Linked DNA regions of Homo sapiens: region 2 is linked to region 1. The links are chromatin loops, found by intact Hi-C in ENCODE. Cell type or tissue: PC-9. All regions are shown on one strand. Links, peaks and the distances in the headings refer to the core of each region. The heading gives the core; the rest is flanking DNA. Region 1 overlaps ATXN10 (ataxin 10). Region 2 holds the start of LOC105373069 (a long non-coding RNA gene).

What was found. Hi-C counts contacts between places; a loop is a spot of excess contacts. Peaks named below come from ENCODE experiments on the same cell type or tissue, not always from the same donor. Only the 100,000 strongest peaks of a DNase experiment are listed, where the experiment ranks them.
Region 2: a loop joins it to region 1, with 2.7 times the contacts of the local background. A loop is called at or near these places in 3 of 110 quality-filtered maps.

What each region holds. Positions count from the first base shown.
Region 1 is chr22:45,680,012-45,695,724 of GRCh38, reverse strand. ATXN10 (ataxin 10) reads right to left here. Exons shown (of 12, transcript NM_013236.4): 2 at 5,822-6,013; 3 at 2,647-2,729. Among named protein-coding and RNA genes, the nearest start is that of ATXN10, 16 kb to the right of the region's middle. In PC-9, for the core only: no CTCF peak of the experiment used is centred there; a DNase peak (open chromatin) is centred at 6,844; H3K4me3 peaks cover 1,698 bases; H3K27ac peaks cover 8,000 bases.
Region 2 is chr22:45,632,249-45,647,961 of GRCh38, reverse strand. It overlaps LOC105373069 (a long non-coding RNA gene), which reads right to left and starts at 11,981. Exons shown (of 3, transcript XR_001755590.2): 1 at 11,826-11,981. LOC105373067 (a long non-coding RNA gene) reads left to right here and starts at 7,533. Exons shown (of 3, transcript XR_938308.3): 1 at 7,533-9,321; 2 at 10,631-10,691; 3 at 11,030-11,347. LOC105373068 (a long non-coding RNA gene) reads left to right here. Exons shown (of 3, transcript XR_938309.4): 3 at 1-408. RefSeq lists silencers at 1,925-1,994, 2,005-2,294 and enhancers at 7,804-8,575, 8,619-8,913, 8,202-9,401. In PC-9, for the core only: no CTCF peak of the experiment used is centred there; a DNase peak (open chromatin) is centred at 8,771; H3K4me3 peaks cover 510 bases; H3K27ac peaks cover 3,742 bases.

The DNA.
Region 1 (15,713 bases), core at 3,277-11,276:
GTCAGGAGTTCAAGACCTGCCTGGCCAAGGTGAAACCCCATCTCTAATAAAAAAATACAAAAAATCAGCCGAGTGCGGCGGCAGGCGCCTGTAATCCCAGCTACTCGGGAGGCTGAGGCAGGAGAATCGCTTGAACCCGGCGGGAAGGCGGTGGTTGCAGCGAGCCAATATCGCACCACTGCACTCCAGCCTGGGCGACAGAGTAAGACTCCATCTCAAAAAAAAAAAAAGAAATATGCCTCATGTTATATGCAAAGTACAGGCATTAAAACTGTATATAAAACAATTTGTAAGTCAAATAATATTTTAAATGCAACTGGAGACTTCTCATTTAAAGGTTATATTCATTGAATTATAAGGTAAAGACGTTATTACAATGACAATTTTTTTTTTTTTTTTTGAGGTGGAGTCTCGCTCTGTCGCCCAGGCTGGAGTTCAGTGGCGGCAATCTCGGCTCACTGCAAGCTCTGCCTCCTGGGTGCATGCCATTCTCCTGCCTCAGCCTCCCCAGTAGCTGGGACTACAGGTGCCCACCACCATGCCCGGCTAATTTTTTGTATTTTTACTAGAGACGGGGTTTCACCGTGTTAGCCAGGTAGATCTCCTGACCTCGTGATCCGCCCACTTCAGCCTCCCAAAGTGCTGGGATTACAGGCGTGAGCCACTGCGCCCAGCCAACAACAACAAAATTTAACCTATAATTTAGTACATCTAACTTATCCACCTGGAAATTTACATTAAAATTTTCTGGGGTTTTGTTTTTTTTTTTTTTTTTTTTTTTTTTGAGACAGAGTCTTGCTCTGTCACCCAGGCTGGAGTGCAGCGGCGTGATCTCAGCTCACTGCAACTTCCACCTCCCAGGCTCAAGCAATCTTCCTACCTCAGCCTCCAAGTAGCTGCGACTACAGGCGTGTGCCACCATGCCCGGTTCTTTTTTTTTTCGAGACAGAATTTCACTCTTGTCACCCAGGCTGGAGTGCAATGGCACGATCTCGGCTCACTACAACCTCCATCTCCTAGGTTCAATCAACTCTCCTGCCTCAGCCTCCTGAGTAGCTGGGATCACAAGCATGCGCCATCACACCCAGCTAATTTTTGTATTTTTAGTAGAGAGGGGGTTTCACCATGTTGGCCAGGCTGGTCTTGAACTCCTGACCTCAAATGATCCGCCCGCCTCAGCCTCCCAAAGTGCTGGGATTACAGGCTTGAGCCACTGCACCCAGCCTTTGTATTTTTTTGGAAACGGGGTTTCACCATGTTACCCAGGCTGGTCTCAAACACCTGAGCTCAAGCAATCTGTCCACCTTGGCCTCTCCAAGTGCTAGAATTACAGGCATGAGCCACGGCACCCAGCCTACATTAAGATTTTTTTATCAAATAATTTAGGTTTACCCATAAAGTATTTCAATTCCTGGCACAAAGAGATCATAAATTAAAAATCTACGTTTTTTTTTTAAACATTATGTTAAGATAATAACCACTGTCCAAAGGAAAGATGTTGATGCTAGAAGAACAAAGACCAAAACCATTCTACTAATGAGTCTAAAGAAGTGTGGTGTTTCTCTTAATCCCAAGTCAACAACCGTTAACAATCAGAGCTAAGTTCCATTTTCATCACACTAGATACTTGACTTAGACACTTAACATGTGGTTCCCCTCAACGGAATGTGAGTTCTCTAAGGACAGACACTTTTTGTCTGTTTTGGTCACTGTTTGAATCACACCCAAAACCTGGACCAGGGCCTGTCACATTCATAAATATTAAAAGTCTTACCACAGACTGAATGGCTTAAACAACAGACATTTATTTTTACACAGTTCTGGTGGCTGGAGGTCCAAGATCAAGGTGTCGAGAGGGCTGATTTCTTCTGAGGTCTCGCTCCTTGGCCTGTAGATGGTCATCTTCTCCCTGTGTCTTCACATGGTCTCTACTCTGAGCATGGCCATGTCCTAATTTCCTCTTCCTATAAGGATACCAGTCATATACCCTCATTTTACCTTAATTACCTCTTTAAAGATCCTATCTCCAAATTCAGTCACATTCTGGGTATTGGGGGTTAGGACCATGCTATGATCTGAATATCTGTGCCCCTCCGAAATTCCTATGCTGAAATCTAATCCCCAACTTGCTAGTATAAGATGGGGCCTTTGGGAAGTGACTAGGTCATGATGGTGCAGCCCTCGTGAATGGGATTAGTGCCCTTATAAAAGGGGCCCAGAGAGCTTGTTTATGCCTTCTGCCTTCCACCTTCCACCACAGGAGAACAAAGCAAGAGGCACCATCTATGAAGACGAGAGCAGCCCCCGCAAAACACCCAATCTGCTGGTACCTTAATCTTGGACTTTCCAGCCTCCAGAACTGTAAGCAATACATTTCTGTTGTTTATAAACTACCCAGCCTAAGGCATTTTGTTATAGCAACTGGAACAGACAGACTTCAACATACAAATGTGAAAGGAACAAAATTCAGCCATTCAGGAAGGGAAGTTGATACAACTTTATAATTCTTTAATAATTCACTATTAAAGTTTCCCTATCTCATGAAATACAGAACATGTGTTTCAATGAATGATGTTAATACTCAAAGTACTGGTTTTGAACCCTTTATAAAGATATAAATAATCCATGAATTATATTGCATGCTACCTGTCAACAGAGATTCCTGTTCCACTCGCAGTTCACGAAACAGAAGAATCAAATCAACAGCAACACCAATCGTATCCAAGTTCCTGGGTTTTTTAAAAAAGACAAAATTAGACATGTTCATTCATTCATATATTGTCTATGGCTGTTTTTGCACTACAATGGGAGAGCTGAGAAATCTGACAGAGATTACAAAGCCTAAATTATTTATTATCTGGCTCTTTACAGGAAAAATATAGCAACCCTAGCAGTAGAGGTTATATTTACATGCAGAGCTAACTGCTTCCAACAGCTTTCTTTGAGTACTTCCTGAAGTTTCCCATGACTCAGATTCTTTGCTTTATTGTATTTTACCCCATTCCATGCATTCTTGGCAAAAACAGTCCCAGTCCACACAAAGTGCAAAAGATGTAAAAAGATCTAGGCTTTAATAGCATCACACCTTTTGATGAACTCTTTAACGACTTAAAGTAAAACATCAGAAAAATATGTACTAGTTGCAATCTGAATCTTGACTGGCTCAGAAATACTGGCCTTAGTTAAGCTTGGCCACAAAGTCTTTACTAGAATCTTTGTAGTATTTCTAACTAGAAAATTCTTTTCTGAAAATTGCTGCCCTAAATGGTTGAAATTTTCCTTTAAAAATCAACAGTGAATAATAATACAATCCTAGAAGGGAAGAGGCAGAAAAATTAACACCCTTAAATGTTCATTTTCATTTCCGCCCAACCATAAGTTGCATGCAATAAAAAGATATCACAAACAGCACAGCCCTTGCTTTGCTGGCCCTACCAAAAGACCACCGATAACTTACTTGTCATAGTATTTATTTTTGTAATGTTAGAATTTTTATAGTTTGCATATATTACTCAAAAAAGAAAATAAAAATTGACTGCTTTGAAAGAAAGTATTAACATAAACTTGTGTTGTACATTCATTCCTGAGGCAGAGGCAGAAACATTTAATGTTTACTGAGCACACAATGTGCATTAGGCATTTACATAAGTAATCTCATTTACACCCCATAACCAGCCTGTTTGGAAGACATTGCTTACCTAGTTTTACAGAGGACAAAACTGATACTCAGGAAGACCAAGTCACCTGTCCAGGGTCAAGATGGAGCAGTCATCCACAACAAGACCAGTGTGTAAGGCTCAGGACAGCAAGGGTAGACTGCATTTTTTTTTTTGAGACGGAGTCTCACTCTGTTGCCCAGGCTGAAGTGCAGTAGCCCAATCTTGGCTCACTGCAACCTCCGCTTTCCCCGTTCAAGTGATTCTCCTGCCTCAGCCTCCAGAGTAGCTGGGACTACAGGTGTGTGCCACCACACCCAGCTAATTTTTTATTTTTAGTAGAGACAGGGTTTCACCATGCTGGCCAGGCTGGTCTCGAACTCCTGACCTCATGATTCACCCGCCTCGGCCTCCCAAAGTGTTGGGATTACAGGCGTGAGCCACCGCGCCTGGCCCAGACTGCTTTTGAGCTTAAGCTCAGAACAGTAAGGGCAGACTGCTTGTTAAGCTTAAGCTTTAGAGTCAGATGTCTGGATATGGAGAGAATGTTCCCAGCCTCTCTCACTTAACAAGTGACTCTCAGACAAGTTATTTAACCTCTCCAAGTTACAGTTTCATCTTTTGTAAAAATGAAAAAATTTCTTGAGTTTGTTCTAAGAATTAAAGAAGATACTACAAGCAAAACCCTTGGGACAAAGCCCAATGCCGAAGGCAGGCTCAACGAATGCTCACTCCCTTCCCCACCAAGATTAGCCAAGCACAAAGGTGTATCTGCCAGCCACAGTCAAAAGTTAGTTCTACGGCTCTCCTTTCCTTCCCCATCACACTAGAGCACCTTGTGACTGGAAAAGGACAAAAGAAACTAGCCTTCTGGCCAGATGCTTCTAGCATATAACTAGTTATGTTTTAGAATGTAGACTATTATTATCAAGATTATTGTTGTTTCTATCCATTTATCCTCAAATGGATGGCAGGTTTGGTTTAGTATTGAAGTTACACGACTCACTTTTTACCCTCTCTCCTTTGATCTTAAAAATCTCATTAATCATATCAAAGCCTCGGGTATATGTGTCTAACCGAAGGGAGTCCCTCAAGTGGCTTCTGGACCAGCCCAAGCTTACCCGTCACAGTGGTGACAGGGAAGCCTGGAGGCTCTGTCTACATCCAAGTCCAGGAAGGAAAGTGAGCATCCTGTTTGTGGCTTCTGACTTCAAGTAAAAATTTTTAATAAAAAGCAGGTTCCACAAAATCAAAGAAGAAAGATGCTGTGTTCTGGGAGGAGACGGTAACACGTAAAAGCAAAGAAGAGCACTGGACAGCTCGCCTGCTCATGTTTTAACTACTTTTAAAAATGTGCGCATCATAAAATAGGTGGAAGCAGAGCTTGGAACTTTACATGATCTTTAGGAAAGACAGGTCATCTTGTAAATTTACAAAATATGCTTCTTGTCCAAACACAAGAGTAACAAATTAAAACATTAAAAGTAATTAAAACATTTACAACCTGAGGTCAAGAACTGCATATAAACTTAGGCAGGTAAAATCTAGGAACAAAGACTCAAAATCAGCTTCAAAACACTATGAAGAACCAAATACCTCAAAACATGTGATAAAAACAAACAAGAAATCTAACCCCTAATGTTAAACACACTCCATTATTTTATACACTAGTCAGAGAGACTCCAATGGCAAGGCCTGTAGAGGGCCTCTCCCAGCAGATGTAAAGGGCAATCCTGCAATAACAGTGGGTGATACTATCATGCCAGAACAACTTTTTTTTTTTTTTTTTCCCTGAGACAGGGTCTCACAATGTGGCCCAGCCTGCAGCAATGGCATCATCTCAGATTACTGCAACCTCTGCCTCTCCCTGGCCCAAGCAATCCTCCCACCTCAGTCTCCTGAGCAGTTGGGACTACAGGTGTGCGCCACCATGTCCAGCTAATTTTTTGTATTTTTTTTGTAGAGACAGGGTCTCACCATGTTGCCCAGGCCGGTCTTGAACTCCTGGACTCAAGCAATCCTCCTGCCTCAGCCTCCCAAAATGCTGGGATTACAGGCATGAGCCACCTTACCCAGCCCAAAACAACTTCTAACAGATAAACCAAATGACAGAACCAGCATGCACATATACAAAGAAACAGAATCCAAGGTACGTGTGTAACTACCTGATTGAATTCTGGTTCACAGAACACTCTATGCAAGCATTGCGAAGACACCTGAAGCATTCTGTTATTAACTGCAGACTGGAAGCCAGGTTTTCCACTTGGGATGGATCTCTGCAGGCAAGCTCAACAGCATGAGAAGATTTCTTTAGGATATCCAGAACTCTTTGGAAGATAGTCCTGGGTGCTGTTTCTCTGAAAAAGGATAAAATTATCACGAATCAGAAAAAAAAGATTATGATTTCCAAATGTCCTATTCAGAAAACTGCTTTTATCTACTATTGTGGGGAGGTACGCTACGTTTATCTGCTTTAGCTCCTTAATTTACAACACCAAATAAAAGATCTACACATATTGAGCACTTACTATGCACCAGACACTGTTCTTGTCACTTCTCATGTATTATCTCAGTCTCTGCAACAGCCTTATGAGGCCAACACTGTCCTCTCCATTTACAGATAAGGTAAGTGAAGTAGAGATGGTAAGTAACTTGCACAAATCACTCAGCCAGTAACTGGCAGAGACACAAGGCCAAGTGAAGCACTCTGGCCTGAGCACTTCCACTACCCATGACAACCCAAATCCCAGTTCCAGTGACTGCTCATGCTTATGGATCTACCCTGAATCAGAACAGAGTATCTTTATTTAATGTTCTAGACAGAGAATATATTCTGGTCCTCTGTCACCCAATATGTAGCTAAGTTCAGTTATAAGAAACAATATTCCTGTAGGACAAGGATACTATCTACTCTGTAGACACAGTGAGGCTGACAACACACACACCAAACTTCTACAGTCAACTACATAGATGGGAGAGAAAGGAGAGGGGGAGAATGTAAAGTGTGCCTGTTCTTCCACCAAGAATGTATGCCCAGGGAGAAAGATGAACCTGTGGTTGTACCCTCTGGGCATCTCAGTCTCTGCGTGCCTCTCATGCCAGGAGTACTGCCTGCACTGGCTATCATTCCAGAGCTCTAAAGATAAGAATTTTTTGTGCAACATTGCACCTAAATGCAAGCCAACTTCCTCATTCCATAAATCCCCTAAAGAAACAGCAAATCTCTTTTAACGTTAGAAGGAAAGTTGCCACATTGGACAATTTAAGAGATTCTATAAATGCCAAATGATTCAGACCATATGAATTTTCTCCTTCTGCTCTCGCTGTAGATTCACAGTGCCCTACCTTTCACCCTTGGATTGAGCCAGACCAGCAGGGAGCCACATGTTCATTCAGAACTCTGGACACTGAGCTGCCCAGGTTACAGAGCTGCTCAGTTGCCGCAGAAGACACCTATGGAAGCCCCTTTTCCGGGGGCAGAGGAAACACGTCTTTCCTTGAACTTCAGTACCATGGCTTCTTATACACCAAGTGATGTGTGTTTTTATCTTACGAACAGACAATAGAACTCACATTATTTATTATGTTTTCTCTCTGTCGGGGCCTTTCTTAAGTCTGGAGTCAAATTTATGACCCAAACAACATGAATCCTTACTTTTTCTATCTGGCTTTTCCACTACCCCTAATTTCCCCCCTTATCTTTTTCTCGTATTTATTTTTTAAGGTATCTCAAACTTGGTTTTGAAAGAGGCAGAGTATAAATTAATTAAAAACTGGGAAACTGCACATAAAATAATTTGTCTATGTCTCCCCCAGTCAGCCCTGAGTGTAAATAATGAAACTTTGACTCAGTGTCTCGGCAACTGAGTGACCAAATTAAGAAATGAAAATTCAAGGGTACAGCACTAATCTTGCCTCAATAAACTGTATGAAACAAGTACATAAGCCATTTTTTAGTGACAGCATTGCCGTAAGAAGAATGGAAGAATACTCACTAACACTCTTTTTTTTGAGACGGAGTTTTGCTCTGTCGCCCAGGCTGGAGTTGCAGTGGTGCAATCTTGGCTCACTGCAACCTCTGCCTCCTGGGTTCAAGCAATTCTTCTGCCTCAGCCTCCCGAGTAGCTGGGACTACAGGCACACGCCACCACGCCCGGCTAATTTTTGTATTTTTAGTAGAGACAGGGTTTCACCATTAGCCAGGCTGGTCTCGAACTCCCGATCTCGTGATCTGCCTACCTCGGCCTCCCAAAGTGCTGGGATTACAGGTGTGAGCCACTGCACCTGGCCGATTCACTAACATTCTTAAGGTAGCTTTAAGGAGTACCAAATATATTGTAGACACTCATCAGCTAAGAAAATAACCAGGAGTTTAAAACACTATGAAGAATGCTAAGGCTGATCACAATTTCTAGGACAAAGAACAAAACTAATCACCTCTATTTGCCCCATCTGCATGAAGTTTTGAAGCCATTTATTATTTAATGCTATAGTCAAGTAAAAGTAGAGCTCTGCAACTTGAATAAGCTTCAATAACGCCTCTCTTTTCCTACTGAGATGACTAAGAATGTGTATTTACAGCTGTAAGAAAGCAGCGAGAATTATTTCTTTCACCTGATCCTTTGCCGTCTGCCTCTTATATGGGAACCACCTTTCCCCCGTGAATGGTCTTCCCTGAAGTCATTCCTTGCAATCGTAACATCTGTTTTACTCAAAATTGGTATCTAGCACAGCAAAAGCTTTGGAATCAAACTATGGTACAGACTAAACAAGACAGAAGAAAAGCAATATTCTTAAAGAAAATGGGAAAAATGATTTCCCGACCATAGAATAAATACTAAGTTCATGAACTATGTTGTGAATAATTCCCAATGCTACATGGTAATTTGTTATATATGCACCATGCCCTTATAATAATTTTAACCAAATGAAAAGCATTTAACTGAGCTAAGGCCAACCAAAACATTCCTGAAATCCAAATAACTATTAATAGCGACTAAAGAGTAATCATGACAGCATCTATTTGGCACACAATAATTCGCGTTTGCAGTATAAAGAAAAAATAATGTGGAGCTGTGATCACTGTCATATGCTCTCCCCAGGTTGTAAACCATGGATTCCTGAAAACCCCCGATTTCGCCAATCTTCTGTCTTTGCTCAAACATATCTCACCACCAGAAGAAAGTCCTCTCCAAATCTCCCAATCCTCTGCCTGGGAGAAACTTACATCTCCTTTTTTTTTTTTTTTTTGAGATGGAGTCTTGCTCTGTTGCCCAGGCTGGAGTGCAGTAGCGTGATCTCAGCTCACTGCAACCTCCACCTCCTGGGTTCAAGTGATTCTTCTGCCTCAGCCTCCTGAGTAGCTGGGACTACAGGTGCATGCCACCACGCCCGGCTAATTTTTTTGTATTTTAGTAGAGACAGGGTTTCACCATTTTGGTCAGGCTGGTCTCGGTCTCCTGACCTCGTGATCTGCCCGCCTCGGCCTCCCAGAGTGTTGGGATTACATGCGTGAGCCACTGCGCCTGGCCTGCATCTCCTTTCAAACCTTTGGGAAACTCAGACCTGGAGAAACTCCTCCACTTTTCCAGACAAACAGACTCCCTCTATGAAGCCCTGGAGATCTGTTCATAAGACTGGAATAACTTGTCCACATCAGATAAGATTTATATAACCTATCTCCCCGGCTAGACTGTTAAGTCCTTGAAAAATGGAGACTATCTTATTCTTTTCTGTATCTCTAGGGCCCAGAATTGGCACCCATTAATTGAATTTGTTCAAGTTTTAAACAGTGATGAGACTGTTTGCACACTCAAAAGTGGCCCCTGACTGCATCACAGCCTTGCTATGTAATCCAAGCACTTACAGAGCTTGTGCTCAGAGCCAGGAATCAAGCCTGACATAGGCAGTGAAATCAGTACCCTTTGAGTCAGCAACAGAAAGGGGAAAGTGAGGCATCAGCTCAACCCTCCCTTTCCCATTAAGAAATCCATATAATCTCTACTCAGAAACTTAAAAACGTGTCAGATTTTAAGATGTGAATATCATATAGATATTTTATGACTGCTGTTAAGCAAACATCGAATTTCTCCTTTCCCATTAAATGATACAGTGGATAAGCTTGAGGGTCTGGGAGGAGTTATAACCCAATTAACTGTATTTTAAATTTCTTAAGAGCAAAGAACATGTTTTAGATGTGTTTCCTTTTATAAATGGTGTCAGTAAAACTCTTCCTCTAGAGTCATATAATAAATATCTATAGCTTCTATTCACCATATTTTTATACAATATAATATGTCAACAACTTTCATCAGATGAGGACAAAGAAGCTTTTATTCAGTAACAGTAAATACTATGAAAGCATTTAACTCTTCTATACATCTTTACCTTCTCTACAGCCTTGAAAGAAAACTATTTGGCATTACAGATCCAGAATAGTCCTAGTATACTCTTGTCTGCAAAATCTACGTTCACTGTCAAGACAATGCAGCTAAATATGTGTAATGATTAACGACAATGAAATAGTAAAGATCAATCACTCCAATATTACAAAAGTTATTAATAATAACTGCTGTCATTTCTGCTTTAACCAAACTAACAAAAAATGTACAGCGACTTTAAAAAGCTTAGCTACTTCATTCACAGAAGGCGGAAAGTACTTACAAGGACAATTAAAATTCAACCGTTAGACATTCCTATTACAAAGGAATGCATACCCTGAAGACAATGTATAAATGAAATGTTACATTACAGAACCAAAAAAATCCTTTGAATTATACAAAAGGTAGAATTTCATTTCCCTCAAGTTTGAACAGATCTGTAGGGTTTAATCTTGGCAAGTTCTGTTTGAGTAAAATTAAAGAAAACTACCTGTGATTATATGTAACAGGTTAGATAGGTCTAATATACTGTATGCACACACATTTTACAGTTCAATCATCAGGTGGGACCTCCTACTGAAAAAAAAAAAAAAGCTACATGCTAGTCATTGTAATGCTACAACTAAGACCTTCATACTTGTTAAAAGATTTATTCTAATACCTTAGATTTACTTAAAAACTGGCATATGTGGTTTAGAGTAGTTTAACAACTGCCAGTGAGAAAAACTATTAAAATCCACACAAGTTCACAGATTAAAACAACAATCACTGGTTGTTATCTAAAACCATAATCTTGCTGATTTGACTGGGCAGGATTGAACAAAAACAGAAAATAAAAACATCTGTATCTCCTGCCACAAACAGCCTAGGGTAAAATTTTGAAATCTGCGCAGAACTCAAAACTTCTTTTCACACTCTTCTCTCCTCTTCTGTCACATCCAGGATTCCGAAGCCGTCCTGACAACCCAGACCAATCCATTTTGCAGGGTCACAAACTTTTTCTGTAAAGGGTCAGAGAGTGAATATTTCCAGCTCTGATGGCCAAACAGCCTCTGTCACACTCTCAACTCCCCCAGTGCACAAACGCAGCCACAGGAAACACCTAAACAAGTGAACATGGCTGGGCTCTAATGAAACTGTTTGTGGAAACTAAAATTTAAATTCATATAATTTTCATGTGTCATGAAACTTTATCATCTCCCCAACCATTTAGAAACGTAAAAAACCATTCTTAACTCATGGGTCATAAAAAAAACAGGTAGTAGGCCAGATCTGGCCATGGTCTGGCAACCCCTGCTTTAAAGGGCTCCAAACATACCAGTCCTCTCCCCACTCCCCAAAAACCACACACTTCCTCTTTCCCACTGTCCTCATCACATTGAAAATTCATCTTTCATCAGAACAAACGCACTGTGCTAAATGAAAGGAACTAAGGCGGCCAGGCGCAGTGGTTCATATGCCTATAATTCCAGTGCTTTGAGAGGCAGAAGCCAGGAGAGTTCAAGACCTGCCTAACATAGCAAGACCCTATCTCTACAAAAAAAAAAAAAACAAAAAAACTTGTTTTAATTAGCTGGGCTTGATGGTCTGTGCCTCGTAGTCCCAGCTACTTGGGAGCCTGATGCAGAAGGACTGCTTGAACCCAGGAGTTCAAGGCTATGGTGAGCTATGATCACAACACTGCACTCAGGCCTGGGTGACACAGCGAGACCTTGTCTCTAAGAAAACATGAAAAGAGAAGAAAATGAAAGAGAAGCTAAGAAAAGGTGAAATTAGCACAGAGGCAGAAAGTCAACCACTGGAAAAGACAGCCCAAGAGCAGAACTGTGTATACATGGTAACTTGGTAAATGGCATCTATCAATAGCATTAAAGACCTGGGGAAGATGGACTGTGCTCGAAGAGGTGCTGTAACAACTGTTAATCTAAAAAGAAAAAAACTGAATTGGATCCTTACTTACACTACCCAAAAAGTAACTCCAGGTGGATTTAGGAATTACATGGAAGACAAAATTGCAAGGCTTTGGAAGAAAATATAAGGAGAATGTCTTTACATGCTTAGAGAAAGATTTTGTACATAAGATATTATTTAAACCTTATTTTAAAAGTAGTATTTAAGCACAGATCCAAAGAAGGTGAGGGAGCCAACTATGCATCTTGCTGGGAGAAGAGCTTGGACTAGAGGCAAAGGCATACAGAGCACGTCACAGGGAAGTCAGGGCTGGCTTCAATGAACCCCAGTGAGAAAAGAGAAGTGCGACTCAGAGAGACAAGACAGAGCCACCCTGGACAGGCACAGTAGGCCACGGAAGGACGCTGGCTTTTATCCTGATGTGAAGCCATGGAAGGTTCTTTTTTTCGTTTTGTTTTTGAGACAGAGTTTTGCTCTGTTGCCCAGGCTGGAGTGCAGAGGCAGGATCTCAGCTCACTGCAACCCCCGCCTCCCAAGTTCAAGCAATTCTCATGCCTCAGCCTCCCAAGTAGGTAGAATTTCAGGCATGTGCCACCATGCCCAACAAATTTTTGTATTTTTAGTAGAGATGGGGTTTCACCATGTTGGCCAGGCTGGTCTCAAACTCCTGGCCTCAGGTGATCCACCTGCCTTGGCCTCCCAAAGTGCTGGGATGACAGGCGTGAGCCACCGTGCCCGGCCCATGGAAGGTTCTGAGCAGAGGGGTGACATCATCTGACTTACATGTTAAAAGGATCTCTTTGGCTGCTTTGTAAAGAATCAATCTTAAAGGGAGAAAGAGACGACAGCAGGAGACCAGTTAGGGGGCTGTTTTTGGAGCAGAGGGAAAGCAGCAGATACGGTAAACAGAAATCAAATTCTGGATATTTTAAAGATAGAGCCAATAGGACTTGATGATGGATTCTTATGAGGGTGTCTAAAAAAGGGGAGTGAAGGATGACATCAAAACTTTAGCCTGAGCCATAAATTGAAAGATGTATTTATTGTTTACAGAAACAAGAGTACTCTGAGGATATCTGGTGGATGAGAGGATCAGTAGAAATACAAGTAGAATGTGAAGTAGTCAGGTGAATAAACAAGTCTAGCATTCAGGAGAAAAATCTAGCTAAGCCAGGTGCAGTGGCTCATGCCTGTAATCCCAGCACTTTGGGAGGCCAAGGTGGGTGGATCACCTGAGGCCAGGAGTTCAAGACCAGACTGGGCAACATGGTAAGACCCTGTCTCTACAAAAAAAATTTAAAAAATAGCCGGGTGTGGTGGTGGATGCCTGTAGTCTCAGCTACAAGGGAGGCTGGGGTGGAAGAACTGCTTATGCCTGGGAGGTCAGGGCTGCAGATCGTGCCCCTGCACTCCAGCCTGGGTGACAGAGCGAGACCCTGTCTCAAAAAAAAAAACAAAGAAGTCCAGCTAAAGAAAAATGTTAGTCACCAGCAAACGGAAGTTATTAAAGCCACAAGATTGAGTGAGAATACTCTGAAAGTAAATATAGGCAGAAAAGAGAAGAGGTCTGAGGACTGAGTTCTGAGATCCGGGAAGGATTATCACTCAGGGAAATGGAGGGAGAGATTTTTCTTAGTATGGAAAAATTACAGCAGATCTATAAACTGATGAGTGCAATCCAATAGAAAGGGTAAAACTGATGATTTTTAAGGGGGGAGAGAAGAAGACTGCTGGAGCAATGTGTGCAAAAGGCAATGGAATTTAGTGCAAACTTAAGGGGAGCTCATATTCAGAGCAAGATCGCTAATCCACAGACCAGAAGCAAAGGCAGGCTACGGGCACAGATACAAGTAGGTGGGCAGAGAGGGTGATGAGAGTTCCTGGAAATTATCTTCTAGTTGCTCCTATTTTCAGAGAGCTGAGAGTGAGGATGAGGGAGATGGGATGGAGGTTTGAAGAGGGTGGAGCATGAAATACCTGACTCGGGGAGCAGGAGAGTCAAGGGACCAGGGCAAACAGCGGGACTGACAGGTAGCATTAAGGGCCACGTTAGTTAGTGATCAGCAAGTTAAAGTGAGAGCAGTCTGCACGGCTGTATGTTTTTCTCTAGCCTTGTTCAGCTATTTGGGTACTGTCGCAAAGGTAACAAGTTGGATTTGACCAGAGCTGGAGTTTTACCAGGCAAACATAACAAAGTTTAGAGAGGAGGCAGTGGAGTTGAGGATGTACATTAAAAAATGCTCTTATTACTCATCCATGGATCTAAGCCAGATCAAGATGGGAATGTGAACATTAAGAAGGGGAATGAAAAACAAAAGGGGTAGTAAATAGGAAATAGGGTCAAAAGACTGTAGGTCCTGGTGAGGTTAAAGACTTGATGAAGCAAGGGCCCTAAAGAGAAGATAAAACAGGGATTGGGACTCGAGATTGTGGGGGAAGGCAGCTACAGTTATGGATAAAGTCTAAGTAAGGTATGGCAATGTGTGTCTGAGATGGGATGGAGGTCAAGCTCACTAAGGGAGAGAAAGTCAAAGAAATTCGAGGTCAGGATAATGAAAGGAAAATCTATATAAACAATGAAATAACGAAGATTTAAGACAGGAGAAGAAATAGAGTGAAAAGTGAGCCAGGGCTAAACTCTTCAAGGAATGAGGCAGACTGACCCAAAGGTCTCTTTTAACCACAAAAGTGATTAAACAAGGGATACTCTGATGTCATGAGATTAAAAGTTGGAGTGGTCTATGGAGGAAAAAGGTCTGAAAGCAGCAATGACAATCAAGGAGAACTACCACACCTTTGAGCCAAGCATTGTACTGAGTGCAGGAGAGAAAACAGCCTCCCACTTTCAAGAACCCTGGGAAAGGCATGTCCTCAGAGCCATATTTCATTTAGATCAAGAAGATGAATGGATGTTTACAGAAGTTCAGGATACAGGGAATTTTGCTGAGGGCATAGAGAAGGATCTTAAGAACTGGGGAGTCAGAAGAGGATTCATGTAAAAAAACCTTAAAGGGTTCCAGGAACAGTGGCTCACACCTGTAATCGCAATACTATGGGAGGCTGAGGCAGGAGGATCACTTGAGCCCAGGAGTTCAAGACCAGCCTGGGAAACATAGTGAGAGCTAATCTCTACCAAAAAAAAAAAAAATTTTTAATTAGCGGGGCATGGTGGCGCTGTGATGGCACCACTGCACTCCAGCCTAGGTGACACAGTGAGACCCTATCTCAAAAAAACAAAAAAGCCTTAAAGGGATGACAGTTCAGAGAGTAAGAGAAAACCTAGGAGTTTCTCATATAACTTAGAAAATCTGTGTGAATTTCTAGCAAAAACCCTGCTGCAATTTTATTATGAATGGCATTGAATCCACAGGTCAATTTGGGAGGTATTGATGTCTTTGTTATTGAGGTTTCCTATAATACAATGGTGTATCTTACCACTTAAGTCTTTTTAAATGTCTTTTGATAGTTTTATAATATTCTCATTGATGATGATGATGACAATGACACCAACAACGAAAACGCTAACACTTAAACTGTGTCTATTAGGTGCCAGACACTGTTCTAAGCAGTACACAAACTCCTCAATAGCTATAATGAAAGAGCATCCCCCACTTATGGATCATCTCGTTAACTCTAATAACTTCTCTAAGCTTGTGGCCATCACAGGGCCCAGCTCACCCTACTGGTAGTCCCACAGTTCCTTTGCTTTTGAGTGTCATTGCCCACAGTCCAGTGACCAAGCCCTTGGGTCCAGTGACCACTACAA
Region 2 (15,713 bases), core at 4,986-12,985, 49 kb after region 1:
CAGACAGTTGTGGGTTCTGCCAGTCACGCTTTCGCACAAGTCACAGCACTCAGCCTCAGTAAGCAGAGGAAAATAACAGAAAACAAAGTTGGAAAGCATGGCTGAGGAGAGGGAGATAAACCGAGATAAATCGTGAAGAGTGGTTGAAATAAGCTACCGACAGGCTTGACCCGCAGCAGGTGCCTGATTCTGCTGGTTCCCAGTCCAGCCCCAGCTCAGGTGCACAAGGCGTCCGGGGGACTGCCAGCACTGCACAGCCCTTTCCATACCTCCTGGATGGTGACCTTTACCTCCGTTCCACCGTGGCCACCCATACCCTGGGCCTTTGTCATCTCTCGAAGGTTCCAACTGCACTCTGAAATCCCACTCCCTGACTGCAGCTTCCAAAGCTGCCAGGAAACTGCCAGCTTCCAGGCCAGCCACTCAACAGCCTCCAAGACTCACTTTCCTCATCTATAAAATGGGGTTTCTAATATCTGCTTTGCCCAGCACACAGAGCTGCTGGGAGAATCAAATATGATTATGTATATGAAGATACTTCACGAATGATGACATTCTAGTAAGCTAGCAAATAGTTGTCCCAGCCATACCCACTGCCAAATGGGCCACTCAGGAGATCCAAGGAGATCACTCTGCCGCGAATGCTATTTTATTCATATCATTCAGGACCTTCATGGTGGAGGCTTGTTGACATTGGCTTGTGGTTGAGAGGAGCTCCGGAGTCAAGCCGTCTGTGTCCAGATCCCTGCCTCAAGTGCTACCAGCCATGTGAGCTGAGTGCATTATATAACTTCAGCATGACTCAGCGTCCACTTCTGAAAGATGGGATGGACGATGGTGACAGGGTCATCCCATTGGGTCATTGTGAGCATTCAACGAGAGGGCATAGGACAGTGGCTGGTAAGTGCTCATAAACCGTTAGCCGGCCGGGCACGGTGGCTCACGCCTGTAATCCCAGCACTTTGGGAGGCCAAGGCGGGTGGATCACCTGAGGTCAGGAGTTCGAGACCAGCCTGGCCAACATGGTGAAACCTCGTCTCTACTAAAAATACAAAAATTAGCCAGGTGTGGTGGTGGGCACCTGTAATCCCAGCTACTTGGGAGGCTGAGGCAGGAGAATCCCTTGAACCCAGGAGGCGGAGGTTGCAGTCAGCCAATATCACACCATTGCACTCCAGCCTGGGTTACAGAGTGAGACGCCATCTCAAAAAAAAGAATAAAAAAACCTGTTAGCCATTATTATGATCACACTGTTCACAAGTTCACCCCACTACCAAAAAATGGCCACATTCCACCCACTCCCCACCAACCAAAGGCACAAGCACCTCTGTCATCTGCTCTCTCAGGATGGTCACACATCTCGATGGCCTGGACCATGAGCCAAGGGTGGACGTTCATCCAGAATGGCCCTCGCTTTCCAACTTTGTTTTGTTATTTTTGTGCTGTATAAAAACCCCACTGCTGCAGACACTACTGCCCAAACAAACTGTTGAGTAATTAATGGTTTGACCATTTTTCAACCTCGGCTTCTAGGAGAGGAGACATTTGTACACGACCTGGGATGTCAGGAAACAAGACCAAGGGCTTGAAGAGGGTTGGGGCAGGTCTCCCGGCTGCCCCTCTGCAGCCAAAAGCCTCTCATTGCTCCCCAGATGTCTGTTTCTGCCCCCAAGCATAGCCCATGCCTTGCCCCGCACCTGGGAGGCTCTCTAGCCTCTCCCCGTGGGCCCTGCCAAGGCCTCCCTCCAATGCAATGCGAGTTGCCACTGCCCTCAGGCCCTCTCCAAGTTAGAACCCCACACCCAGCCCACATTTACCCTGTGCGTGGACACACACCTCCTTGCTTTCTTTACCTTTATGATGAGCGCAGTGATTGGTTTTGAACACGTTTCCTCGTCAGGGTTGTGTATGTTGTAAAGCTGTCTTGTGGCCGGGCGCGGTGTGGTGTAGGGTGTTAAAGTGGGGAGATACTCGCTCACAACCTGGAGCGTGAGAGGGCGACAGGCAGGGGACCGCAGAAGGGAAGGGGGGCGCATTGCGGAGGCGGGGGCGGGGCGGAAAGAGGCCAGGGGCCGTTCAGCAGGTTAGCATGGAGCAGGGTGAGACAGTGCTGGAGGAGGAAACGCGCCCGGCGAGGAGCCGCCGCGTCCCGGCCCTGCCAGCCGCCATTCGAGGCCGCGCACCGCCACCTGCTGGGCGCCCGGGGAGGTGCCGCCTAGCCGCACGTGGGTCCCAGGGCAGGCGCCACGCAGCAGCGGAGTCCACCTGGGCAGGTGCGGATCCCCGGGCTCGCCTCCCCACCTCGGAGGGAAGAGCCTGACTGAGGACTCTGGGTCCCAGTCCCAGCTCAGACACCGGCTGAGAGGCTTCCGTGACGGTCAGGTCGGGAGAGGGCTCTCCTGCCTGCCGCACGTCCTGTGAGTCCGTTTGTTCCTCTGCCGGCCCCAGCCCCACCGCAAGCCCCCTGCCTCCGCTGCTCTGCCCACCCTCCCTGGGCACTGGAGTGGGCCCTGAGGAACGGCAGAGGCCCATCTGCAAAGCTCTGAATACCTCTCCCAACCGCAGATTAAATGGCACCCACGGAGGCCAAGCTCTCAGCAAGCACCGCGCTTGACTGCTCCTCTGGGTGCCCAGAAGACCATCGGTCGGTCTGTTCTTCCGAGGAAAGAGGCCCGGACCTTGATTCAGGATCCTCGCCCGGTCTAAACATACACACTTTGGGGACTGGGAGCTGAGCGGTTCTTCTAGAAAGGTCTCCTTGTTCCTTAGTCAAAATACAGGTTTGCCCCGTTTGTTCTTGCTCAGCCTTCTGAAACAATCAGAATAACTTTTTTCGTACGATGCCTACAAACAGCTTTAATGTTCCCTGTAAATATTCATTCCGAGCTAAGTGTGCCCAACTTCCTGCATTCTTTAGAGCAGTGGACAATTTCAACCGAGGACGATTTTGCCCTGCAGGGGACATTTGGCAATGTCTGGAGAACTTTTGGTGATCTACCCGGAGGAGGGAGACCACTCCTGGCGTCTGGTGGGGAGAGGCCCCCGTGCTGCTAAGCATCCTAAGGTACATGGCGTAGCACCTCCATCCCGCCACACGCACAACAAAGAATTGTCCCACCCAAAAGTCAACAGTGCTGAGGTTGAGAAGTCCTGCTTGAGAGTTCTGAGGTTTTTTTGGTTTTTTTGTTTGTTTTTGAGACGGAATCTCGCTCTATCACCCAGGCCGGAGTGCAGTGGTGCAATCTCAGCTCACTGCAACCTGTGCCTCCCAGGTTCAGGCAATTCTCCTGTCTCGGCCTCCCGAGCAGCTGGGATTACGGGCATGCGCCACCACCCCCGGCTAATTTTTGTATTTTTAGTAGAGTGGGGGTTTCACCATGTTGGCCAGGCTGGTCTCGAACTCCTGGGCTCAAGTGATCTGCCCACCTCGGCCTCCCAAAGCGCTGGGATTACAGGCTTGAGCCATCGCAACCGGCCTCTGCTTGAGAGTTCTGAGTCTTCTCAAGGTTCTGGTCCCTTCTGTAGATACTCTTCATGCATTCATGTTTCTATCGCCACGGGGTACCAACTCCAGGCCAGCTCCCACCAGCCTGGACATCGTAAGTTCTAGACACCAGGCGTCTCTCAGTGGAGCCTAACAATTACATCAGCCTTCTTAGCAATGCTTTGCTCATATGATCAGTATATCTTTTTTTTTTTTTTCCGAGATGGAGTCTCACTCTGTCACCCAGGCTAGAGTGCAGTGGCGGGATCTCAGCTCACTGCAACCTTTGCTTCCCAGGTTCAAGTGATTCTCCTGCCTCAGCCTCCCGAGTAGCTAGGATTACAGGCGCATCCCTCCATGCCTGGCTAATTTTTTGTATTTTTAGTAGAGACAAGGTTTCACCATGCTGGCCAGGCTGGTCTCAAACTCCTGACCTCGTGATCTGCCCCCTCCTCGGCCTCCCAAAGTGCTGGGATTACAGGCGTGAGCCACCGCGCCCGGCCGATCTGTATGTCTTTAATCAGTGTTACGGGCCAGGTGCGGTGGCTCATGCCTGGAATCCTAACATTTTAGGAGGCCAAGGTGGGCAGATTGCTTGAGCCCAGGAGTTCAAGAGCAGCTTGCACAACATGGTGAAACCCCATCTCTATGAAAAATTAGCTGGGCATGGTGATGTACACCTGTAGTCCCAGCTACTTGGGCGGCTAAGGTGGGAGGATCGCTTGAGCCTGGGAGGTCAAGGTCGCAGTGAGTCATGATAGCGCCACTGCACTCCAGCCTGGGCGACAGAGCGAGACCTGTCTCAAAAAAAAAAAAAAAAAAAAAAAAAAAAATCAGTGTTTTGAACAGAGAACTTAGAGGCTTAAATATGCATGTGATTAAATAAAAGACATATATTACCTAGAAAAAACAGGTATTATTCTCACACAGAAAAACGTTGGGTAAAATAAACATTCCTATTGGATGGATTCAATTTTAAATGATTCCTCTTATACAAATTTTGTTTCAACCATTCCTCTTAACAAAGAAATGGCGAAGCCCTCCTAAAGCCCTCCAGAACAGACTGAACAAAGGAAAAAAGATGCTTGTCAACTCAAATATGAAAGGCCTGCTCCAAGCTCCCCTAATTATATCTTGGAAGGGAAGCTTTGTCCTATTGACATTCGGGATCATTTTTCACAAGCTCAGGTTACTCCCTTGAAGATTTTTAGGAAGTTTCATGATATGGAGACATTGTTGAAAAATTGGCTGCTTGACTTCTGCCAGCAATCAGATACAGAGATCAAATCTGTTTCTGCCCACTTAGCTTAGAGCATTTCTGGTTATCTTGGGCAAAATGAGTTTGCAACTTTTAACTCAGACTTCTAAGAAGTCAGACGGTTTCACCCACTTTTTGTGTGTGTGGTTTTTTTTTTTACAAAGGATCTCTGAGGAAACTTGGCTGAAGGTGTGGGTTGATCTCTAATATCTGACATATTCTGCATTTGTAAATACCAGAGTACTTAAGAAGCAACAAAAATGGTTTTTATTTTATAAAGTGGAAGAAAAGATCCGAGGAAATACAACTCCTTTCATCAGACCCTTAGATCTTTCCTTTAAAACATAAAATTCTAAAGTAAATTGTGGGTTACTCTTGCCCTGTCCTGAATTCTAAGAGTTTGGCTGCTTAAAATATCATTAAAACATAATGAAATAAAGCTGACGTGGCCATGCTGCAGATTGATTGATGCATATCTGTTTATATGCTAATGAAAACTTTTGAGGAGCATATTTTTATATGGGGTCAAGATACTGAGCAGACCTCCTGTTTCTGGGCTGGGTCTTCATTCCTGGGAAAAGGAGTGTCTAGCAAATAGAAATATATTATAAATCACATTTTTAGCGAGAATGACAAAGCTTAGCAACCCTTGCCTTAGGGAACCTGTCCAATTTGTCAGTTAAAATTCAGCCTTCTGATATAAAACGAGCCCATTCATGTTGTGTGCGGGCTAATTCCTCGTGGAAAGAATCTGTTTGAGAGCTGTCAGCAGTGCAGAGAATGGGAGTAATACCAGGTAGAATGTGGGATCTCTGTGCAGGAGGCTTTGTGTCACTTCCTCAGTTTACCGCCTGTCCCTAAATCACTCACCCATGCAGGACCTTTCTCAGACCCTACATGGGCACGTGGGTGAGCCTCTGAAAATGCAGAGCTCCCTTCTAGGGGAGTTTTTGGTACTCAAGATTAGAACACAAGTCAGAATCTGTTCCCTTTATGAACAGATGGGAAGTATCTCATCTGAGTCTGTAAACCAAGGTAAAAGCGTTTCATTGAAAGGAGAGGGTGGCCAGGCGCGGTGGCTCATGCCTGTAATCCCAGCACTTTGGGAGACGGAGGCATGTGGATCACATGAGGCCAGGAGTTCGAGACCAGCCTGGCCAACAAGACGAAATCCCGTCTCTACTAAAAATACAAAAATTAGCTGGGTGTGGTGGTGCGCACCTGTGGTCCCAGCTCCTCAGGAGGCTGAGGCAAGAGAATCACTTGAACCTGGAGGCAGAGGTTGCAGTGAGCTGAGATCGCGCCAAAGGAAAGGGTCAAGGCAGATCCATTTCCCTCAACATTTGGGCACAGACAGGCCTTTCTGGTATAGGGGGAAGAGGCGGATTTTGATTTCGAGCCCCGTAATTTGTTGATTCTGAGAGTGTGCCCATAGACAGGTTCACTGAAGGCTGCGTGGACAGCAAATGCAACGGGCTTTATGTTGAATGGTGGCACACTTTGGGGAGCAGAGGATGCACTGTAGGCTCACACCCTACATCCGTGTGTTCCCTCTGTGTCCCAAGCCCAGGGGGATGCCCAGCCTCATCCTGCCCTGTCTTCCCAGGGCCAGCGGCAGTCAGCCCATGTGGCTGCTGCACGAACCCCGCACTGACGCTGGACCAAGGCCTTGAGTGCCGTGCACGGACCACCTGCTTCGGACCCCACACCTGCAGTGCTGGGGAAAATTACACCTTTTGGGGCCCCACGCCAGACCTCCCAGTCAGGATCTCTGGGGTCTGTGCCTGGGGACTGCACTGAACCTTCATCTCGGGTGATTTGAGAGCCCCATGAGAGTCCACCTGTGCCTTCCACACCTTTCCTCTGGGGGTGACCGTCCCACAGGGACCAGCCCCAGCCCTGCTCTCCGGGCCCCTACCACCACTGCCTCTTCAAACGCCGGCCCATGAACCCCACAGGCACCCCGTAAGGCCGGCAGCATCGTTTCCAGATGGGCCCAGAAGCTTGAGCCGTGGCAAAGCTCATGGGATTTGGGAGCTGGGATTCTGGGCTACTGTGCCTTGCACTCGCCCAAACCCAGCAGAGACTGTGGACTGGAGCAAGAGCGCTGTGAACCCAGCCTGGCTGCTCCCTGGAGAGGAGGGCGCGGGACTGGACTGAGCCCCACAAGCCTGAGGGAGGAGCACGGGCCTCAGGGGCTCCTGCTCTGGGCTACCACGGCTTCTTCCTGGCTGTGTTTCTTCTGGTCCATCGGGCAACCTCTCTGAATTCAACTGTCCAATCAACAAAACGTGGGTAAGGGAGCACCCCTTTGCCTCTTCCAGGGTGGAAGGGGAGGGCGGGGGTGACCCTCTCTCGGCTTCCTCCCCTGTCCACCTTCCCATTTTAGACCTGGGATGGGAGACGTGTAGACTGTGTTCCAGGATTCAGTCCCAGGTTCTTGGCAGATGTGAATGCTTGGCTGCCCTTCAGGCTGAGTGTAGCTGCCACAAAGACAAAGGGCCCAGCTGACCCTAGGGCTACTGTGTGCCCTCATTCTGAGGCCTGCGAGTTGCCAGCCCTATCCCTTCAAAGGGGTAGTTAGGTGCGTGTATCTCACACCTGGACGCATCACAATGAGGTGGGAAAGTCAAGCACCTCCACAGCCCTTCCCTCTGGGACCCAGGGGAGTCTTCCCAGCCCCTAGCACTCCCCACTCTCCACCAAGGCCAACCAGCACCTGAGGGCAGGCCCCTCCCTGCCCCCAGCACAACTTCCTGACCAGGGACCACAGGCCTAGGGTCTGTGTCACTGATCAACTGTGAAGGCTGAGACATAGCCACCCCCACCCATTCTGAAAAGGAAAAGCCCTCAGAGCTTCCCAGACTGGCACCTGCTCCTAGGGTGTGAGGAGGGTAGCACAGGGTCTGCCCTCAGAGACCTCAGGCTCAGAGAATCAAGCTTCTCCCTCCCCTCCTGGGACCTACAGGGTCTGAGATCGTCCACCAGGAGGAGGAGAAAGGAGTAGAGACCCCCTTCCTCGCTGCTGTCCTGGGACAGCCGGCACCCCTGGCACCCTCTGCCTCCCCACACTTCCATGGCTTTGCCCTCTTGGCTTTCTGAGCCTCTGCCAAGCTTCTGTGCATTCTTCAAGACCCACCTCAAAAGCCACCTCCAGGAAGCTGTCCTGGGTTCCTGTCCCTCGACCCCCAACAGAATTAACTGCCCTCTCCTCTGCTCCCGCCTCCTGCTCCAGGCCCCTGGGGCTCACAGCTCTCAGGCTGTGGTTTTTCTCACCTTCCTGCAGCACAGCACCTCCCTGCGCAGACCAACCTTATCCAATCAACAAACGGGCACTGAGTCCCTCCCTGAGCAAGCTCCGTGGAGGAAAGGGGCCGCCACGTGGGGGATGTGAGATAGTTTATCCCCTTGGCCTACATGTAGGGGTGGGCTGGATGAGGCACCCCTCTCATTGAAAGTCCTGTGGAGGCTCTGAGGGCACCCACAGTATCTAGAGCTGGGGCCAGAAGCTGGACCTGTTGCCAACCAAGACGCTGTCTCCCTGGCCCTTGCTTCCCTCACTGTGAGAATAGGAGCGGTGCACGCAAAGGCATGCCCTCAGCAGCCCTTTGAGGGGGGTGCTGTGAGGGGATTGGTGGCCAGGGCACAGAAAGGTTAAGTGGCTGGCTGAGGTCACACAGCAAGGCAGGTGCAACTCCAAGAGGTCTCTGCACAGGGCATGTTCTCTGTCTGCCCTCTCTGCTACTCCAGGTGTGGCCTCGGGAGAGGGCTGGTCTCCAACTGCACACTTCCTGGATAGCAGTGATCATGGACACATTTCAGGTTGGGCACTTGCAGTGCCAAGGGGAGGAGGACGCAATGTGAAGGGAAGGTTTCTTGGTCGTGGTCTGGATTGACAAGGAGGGCCAGAGGCAAACAAGGATCATCCAGACGGGACGGTTCACCTCTCCCTAACCTCCACAGCGACCCCAGGGCTGTTGGGCACCAGAGGAGGAAATGCTGACTCACTAATAGGAAGCTGGGACACACCCTCGTGTTGCAACCGTGGCCTCCCGGGGGTGCGTCGGCCTCATCTGGCCACTGGGCTGGCGTCCCCCTCTGCTTTCCATCAGCGCATACTGGATTCCCTCACCTTTTGCCGTCCCCACACTGCGCCACCCTGCACCTGGCACCACTCAGCACCTCCTCCTGGCCCTACCCGTCCGCCATGGAATCCAGCCACTGAGAAAGGCACCATTGAAACAGACATAATCATGGGTCAGAAGATGTGACTCAGCCTCTACTCAAATCTGTTTGTCAAACCAAAAGGTGCTTCGTGTTTAAGTCAAACTATCCCTAATGCATTTTCCATTCTCTTCAAAAACCACAGCCATCAGTTTTAAAAAAAGACAGAAAACATGAAGCACACTTCTCTTGCCTGGCTTACCATTTTCTTTGATCCATTAAAATCCAAGAGTGAGCCCTTCCTCGTCTCTAGAGTGTGGAGCAAAGAGGGAATAATTATCCATAAAGTGGCCTTCTGAGTGTTTGCTTTGCGATGAAAGAAAACTTTTGAGAGCTTGGAATAAAGAAGGAATATGTAAGTCTCTCCAGATCCCATCAATAATAATATTAATCAATTAATGATTTACTTGCGTTTTATATGTCTATTTGCTTTGCTATTCATAAGCATACATCGTTTCCTTAGAAACCCTGACATCAGCCAAACTCCATCTCTCTGGGAGCTAAAAGGCAGCTCTCAAGGAAAGACATACAGCTTCTCTCATTTTTTTTTTCAATGTTTGCAAATGGGAAATGATGAATTGATATATTCTAAGGAGCCATTTTTCTTCTTTCTTTTCCTTCCCATTACCATTGAAATCCGACATTTGAAACACCTACTGTATCAACATCTAATTCCCCACCTCCCTTCCCAACAATGCCTTTAGTCTTAACCAAATAACATTGCTTTCACCATGTGTGTCATTTATGTACATATGTGTATGTGCACACACACATATATATACAGTAAATATATATGCCATCAACCTCTTACTGACAAACAAAAATGTTGATTTATTTTCTTAGCTGACTTTAAAAACTTTAGTAATCTCCTTGCTCATGTACAAGACCATAGTAGAGCAAGGAGATTACTCCTTAATAGGAGCTCACAAAGTGTGGGTTGATGACGATAGAAAGTTCTGGATTTGCCAACTAAAAAGGCCACTTATCCACAATACCTCAAGTGGCAGCAAGTCAAATTTCCTTAGTACAAATACTTACAAGGGAATCGGGCAGACAGACAAATATAGATGGCTAAGAGTAGAGTGAATGGTGATTAAGGCACGCCCAACTCAATAACATTTTCTTTCATCTGCTGCTGCTGTGGAGAATATTCTTTAAAGAGGATTTTGTAAGTTTCCTTTTTGGGGACAGATTATAAAAGAAATTGGGCTGGGCGAGGTGGCTCACACCTGTAACCCCGGCACTTTGGGAGGCTGAGGCCAGCAGATCACCTGAGATCAGCCTGGCCGACATGGAGAAACCCCGTATCTACTAAAAATACAAAAATTAGCTGGGCGTGGTGGCGCGCGCCTGTAATCCCAGCTACTTAGGAGACTGAGGCAGGAGAATCGCTTGAACCCGGGAGGCGGAGGTTGTAGTGAGCCAAGATTGCACCACTGCACTCCAGCCTGGGCGACAGAGTGAGACCCTGTCTCCAAAAAAAAAAAAAAAAAAAAAAAAAAAAAGAAAAAAAAAAGAAAAGAAAAGAAAAGAAATTGAAGGCGAAGGCGTAGGAAGGGAAATCTACTTGCTGAGGAAAAATTAGAATATTTTCCAACAAGCAGAAAACTGGGAGGTCAAACAGGTGTTCCCCCATGTTAATGAACATCTTTTCATTTTTACAGGGGCTCCCTTTCCTGCAGTAGCTACTTTGTTTGGGTCTGAGAAGCACCAGTCATGGTCAAGGTGAAACTTAGTGGCTGGGATGGCTGGAGGAAGGAGCCGTTTGCTTATTCATTCAAGCAAATGAGGGTGTCCTCGGCGGGTAGGACAGCTCTTGGCCTCAGGAAGTCTCTGGTCTAGTGGGATGGAGCTATTCAGGCAGCAATGAGTTGGGGGTCTAGAAAAGAGATGAGAGCACAGAAGAGGGGGTTCATTCATCCTGAAAGGGGTTGGAAAGGCTTCCTCAGGACACAGAAGACAGAGGTGGAGCAGGGCCTTGGCAGGTGCAGAGGTCAGGAGAGAAGACATTGTTCTATGGCAAATTTCTGATTCTAAAACTATCACTTTCCTTCTCATATCAGCAAAATTCACCAGACTCAGAAAACTGCCCTGCCCCGTGACTTCCATCTGCTCCTCTCCTGATAATTGTAAAAGCCAATGAAGATTGTGCTTCTTAACTACACATCAGCCGGCTGATTGTAAGTGTTGGGAATATAATTAGGGGTACACGGCTCTGACCCTCACTCTTCGTAGGTTTAACAAGATTGGACTTACGCAATGGCAAGAAGGAAACCGAGATTGAAAATGACCAATTTTGCTGGTTGAGAGGCGTCTTGTTTTCTGGAAGAAACTGAGAATCTGCAGTTGTAGACTGGGAATGCTAGAACCTCTGGAGTGGCATCAACTCGATCGGGGGCCAAAACCATGAGAAAGCACCAATATTTTCCACCGTTTTTAACCAAACTCGGCTGTTGTTGGTCTAAAACCTGCCCTGGGTTTTGAGGGAGCGGTGCTTTTGTGAGCCCAGCTTGCCTTGAGTGCATGGATGGGAACCTGAAACCAGCCAGTCTTGCCTCCCACCCTCTCAACTTTTCCAGTAAAAAATGTGACGGGCACTTTTTTTCCAGTAAAACTGTTCCCCCAGCAGGACAGCCTATATGCAGCTAGGTTCCTGGCAAATGAGCAGGGAATAATAGCTGGCTAGAGGTGGGCGGGACTGAAATACAGCTGTCCACCTCTCCGGAAAACATCACCCAGGGTTCTCCCCATCCCCATCTGACCTTCCAGCCACTAAACAAATAAATAAGGCCTTAGAAGCTCCTAGAGTCAACCACAGCCTCAGCTTCTAAACCGAGGCTGTGATTCTACGAAACTCACCTCACATCTGTGTCATCTTTGAAAGACTCCAATGGCTGGATTGGTTTGATCCTATTCCGAAGGGCTTATAAAGAAGAATCCAGCCGGGTGTGGTGGCTCACACCTGTAATCCCAGCACTTTGGGAGGCCAAGGCGGGTGGATCACTTGAGCTCAGGAGTTTGAGGCCAGCCTGGGAAACATGGCAAAATCCCATCTGTACAAAATATACAAAAATTAGCCAGGCATGGTGATGTGCGCCTGTAGTCCTGGCTACTCAAGAGGCTGAGGTGGGAGGATCGCTTGAGTCTGGGAGGTAGAGGTTGCAGTGAGCCGAGATTGTGCCACTGCACTCCAGCCTGGGTGACAGAGCCAGACCTTGTCTCAAAGAAAAAACAACCCAAAACCTTAAACTCACTCAGTAAATGGAATGCTCCTGGCCTTGCTGCTCTTCATCTGACTGGGTTAAGTTCATGTAGAGAAGGGATCTGAAACATTTCTACATAGCTCCTAGTGATGCATGCATGCATGGGGGGATCCCTGGACCTCTCCCCTGAGCAGAGGCCGTTTACAGCTTGTAATTGTTTGCATTGCAATCAGTACCTACTGGAGACCTAACTACAGAGTTTTCTTGTGAGCACAATGGGAGCCTGGCTTGGAGATCTTTGCTGAGCCCCTATCCCCCAGGATGAGTTCCAAAGTCATTTATTTACCTGTGGCTTTCTCTCTTTCTTTCCTTCTCTTTTTTTCTTAATAATCCAGTTACTAATACTTTAAGTGGACTTCGTTGTTTTTTTGTTTTTTTTTGAAATGGAGTTTTGCTCTTGTTGTCCATGCTGGAGTGCAATGGCACGATCTCTGTTCACCTCAACCTCCGCCTCCCAGGCTCAAGCAATTCTCCTGCCTCAGGCTCCCAAGTAGCTGGGACTACAGGTGTGAGCCACGACACCCGGCTAACGTTTGTATTTTTAGTAGAGATGGGGTTTCACCATGTTGGCCAGGCTGGCCTCTAACTCCTGGCCTCAAGTGATCCTCCTGCCTCAGCCTCCCAAAGTGCTGGGATTATTGGCGTGAGCCACAACACCCGGCAGAAGATTCATTTTCAAAAGTATTCTTCCCAGTACTTTGGGATGCCAAGGTGGGAATATCACTTGAGGCCAGAAGTTAGAGACCAGCCTGTGCAATCTAGCAGGACCCTGTCTCTACAAAAAAAATACAAAAATTAGCCAGGTATGGTGGTGTGCATCTGTAGTCCCAGCTGCTCAGGAGGCTGAGGTAGAGGATCACTTGAGTCTAGGACTTGGATGCTGCAATGAGCCAAGATTGCACCACTGCACTCCAGCTTGGGTGACAGAGCGAGACCCTGTCTCAAAAAAACAAAAACAAACAAACAAAAAAACATATTCTGAGGCCCTAGAGCACAGAGGTGAAGGGAAGGGAGTCTGAACATAGTTCTCTGCCAGCAATTTCTGCTGCTGTTGCTGACATGTGACCTTGGCTCCATTACACAACCTCTCTGAGCCTCAGTTTCCCCATCAGCAAAAGGAGATGATGCAAAGAAATCCTAGCTGAGAGGGCTGTGTCAGTATCGAACGAGCTGCTGCCTTTAAAGCACCTGGCAGTGGTATCGCCCATGATACCCACCACACAAGGGTGTTGGCACCACACAAGGATGCTCTGTGACATAAGGATGAGAAATACAAACACAAATACACAAAATGTGACTGCTTCTTCAAATTCCCACCCTCACTAAGGATGCCCTTGACCAAGGGCGGATGACAGTAGTAACCCTTTGAGAAGCAGCTGCCCTTTGGGAATCTAAGACAATCCTTCCGGCTTCAGGGTGTCAGGGTCACAGGACAGCATCTTGGTCCACCAAGTTAGGAAGATTAAACTGTGTCTTGAAGGAGTGCTTCCGTTAGGCATTAAGGGTATAAGAACAGGGACCCATCAAGAACAGAGCCTTCCCTTGAGGAGGGGAGACTTGCTTGAGCCTCACCTCAGTGTAAAAATTACTTCCCGGCCAGGTGTGGTGGCTCACGCCTGTAATCCCAGCACTTTGGGAGGCTGAGGCGGGTAGATCACCTGAGGTCAGGAGTTTGAGACCAGCCTGACCAACATGACAAAACCCCATCTCCACTAAACATACAAAAATTAGCTGGGCATGGTGGCACACGACTGTAGTCCCAGCGACTCGGGAGGCTTGAACCCGGGAGGCGGAGGTTGCAGTGAGCGGAGATAGCACCACTGCACTCCAGCCTGGGCGACAGAGCGAGATTCTGTCTAAAAAAAAAAAAGTAACTTCTCCCATTTGCAGACAAGGAAACTGGAGCTCAGCAAGCCTCAGGGATTGATCCCGGATCACACAGCCAGTATGTGGCAGAAGCAGGAATTTTACCCAAGTCTCTGTGACTTCAAAGCATACACGATTGTTTTTTCACTTTCAGCTCAGTGGATGCTCTGTGACATAAGGATGAGAAAGACAAACACAAATACACAAAATGTGACTGCTTCTTAAAATTCCCACCCTCACTAAGGATGCCCTTGACCAAGGGCGGATGACAGTAGTAACCCTTTGAGAAGCAGCTGCCCTTTGGGAATCTAAGACAATCCTTCCGGCTTCAGGGTCTCAGGGTCACAGGACAGCATCTTGGTCCACCAGTGTGGCTCCATCCTGTTTGTATCTGCAGGCGTGGCCTCTAGAGTTCTCTGCACTTGGGGGCTATCTGTGTTGTAGGATTTTGACTGCCCAGCCCTGCCTGTCTTCATCCCAGTGACCTGGTATCCCCGTCCCAGGCCAGGCAGATCGTACTGTCAGCATTCCTCCAGCTTGGGTTAACTTAGGGGAATCAGAGCTGTTGCTTCTCTGCAGCAGTGATTAGCTGGCTCCTGCCCGGCTCCGAGCTATTTATCAGCCCAGTCCCTCATCACGTCTTAGTTTCCATGATTTCTATTTTCCAGGGTCGACCCTGCACTACACACTAAGGTGGCTTCTGAAGACAAAACAATAGAAGCACATTCTTGCTTGGGTGGTTTGAAGTTAGGTCATAATCCCGGGCTATCTGTCGGTTAGGAAAATAAACACTGGCACCCCCCCAACCCTGTCTCCCCCGCCCCCACAGAAGGGAATGCAGGCTTCGGACCAGAGCACAATACTTCTCTTTTTCCATTGCCTGCTCTGGGGGATAAGGAATCACTTTCAAGGTAGGGTTAGCCAGAGGAACAATAGACAACTTGCCTCTTGACCCATGGGGAAAGGACAGATTGGGCACTCCTCCGGCAGGGGTGGCATGGGGGTGGGGCAGGTGAGCCGCTGCTGCAGGACTGGCCGCTCAATCACCAGGGACCGCATGCACTGCCCAAAAATCCCGGCTCCTGCGCCTTCCTCTGCTGGGAGTTTCCGTCTCCCCACACCTTTTCTTGTCCTCTTGTTGTGCCTCCTTCTCTTTTGGCAATATACGTATTCCTTTATTTCTTGCTCTGCCGATCACTGGAGACAGGATCTCTCTCCTGTTTTCAGAACGTTCCTTTCTCAGAGTAGTCAGTTCTTGGTTTACGAATACAGCATCTTCTCCAGTCTTTCTAAGGATCCTGATTAGAGGTCTTTGTGGTGGTTGTTTTTGAAGTTCTCATGCATTTCCTTAATTCTCTGTTACTTTAGGGAATTTTTTTTTCTGTTTGTTTATTCTGTTTTTTGTGTGTGGGTCTCACTCTTTTGCCCAGGTTGGAGTGCGGTGGTACAATCACAGCTCACCACAGCCTCGACCTCCCAGGCTCAAGTGATCCTCCTACCTCAGCCTCCCAAGCAGCTGAGACTACTGGCACATGCCACGACGTCCGGCTAACTTTTTTGTTTTTTGAAGAGACAGGGTTTCACCATGTTGCCCAGGCTGATCTTGAACTCTAGGGCT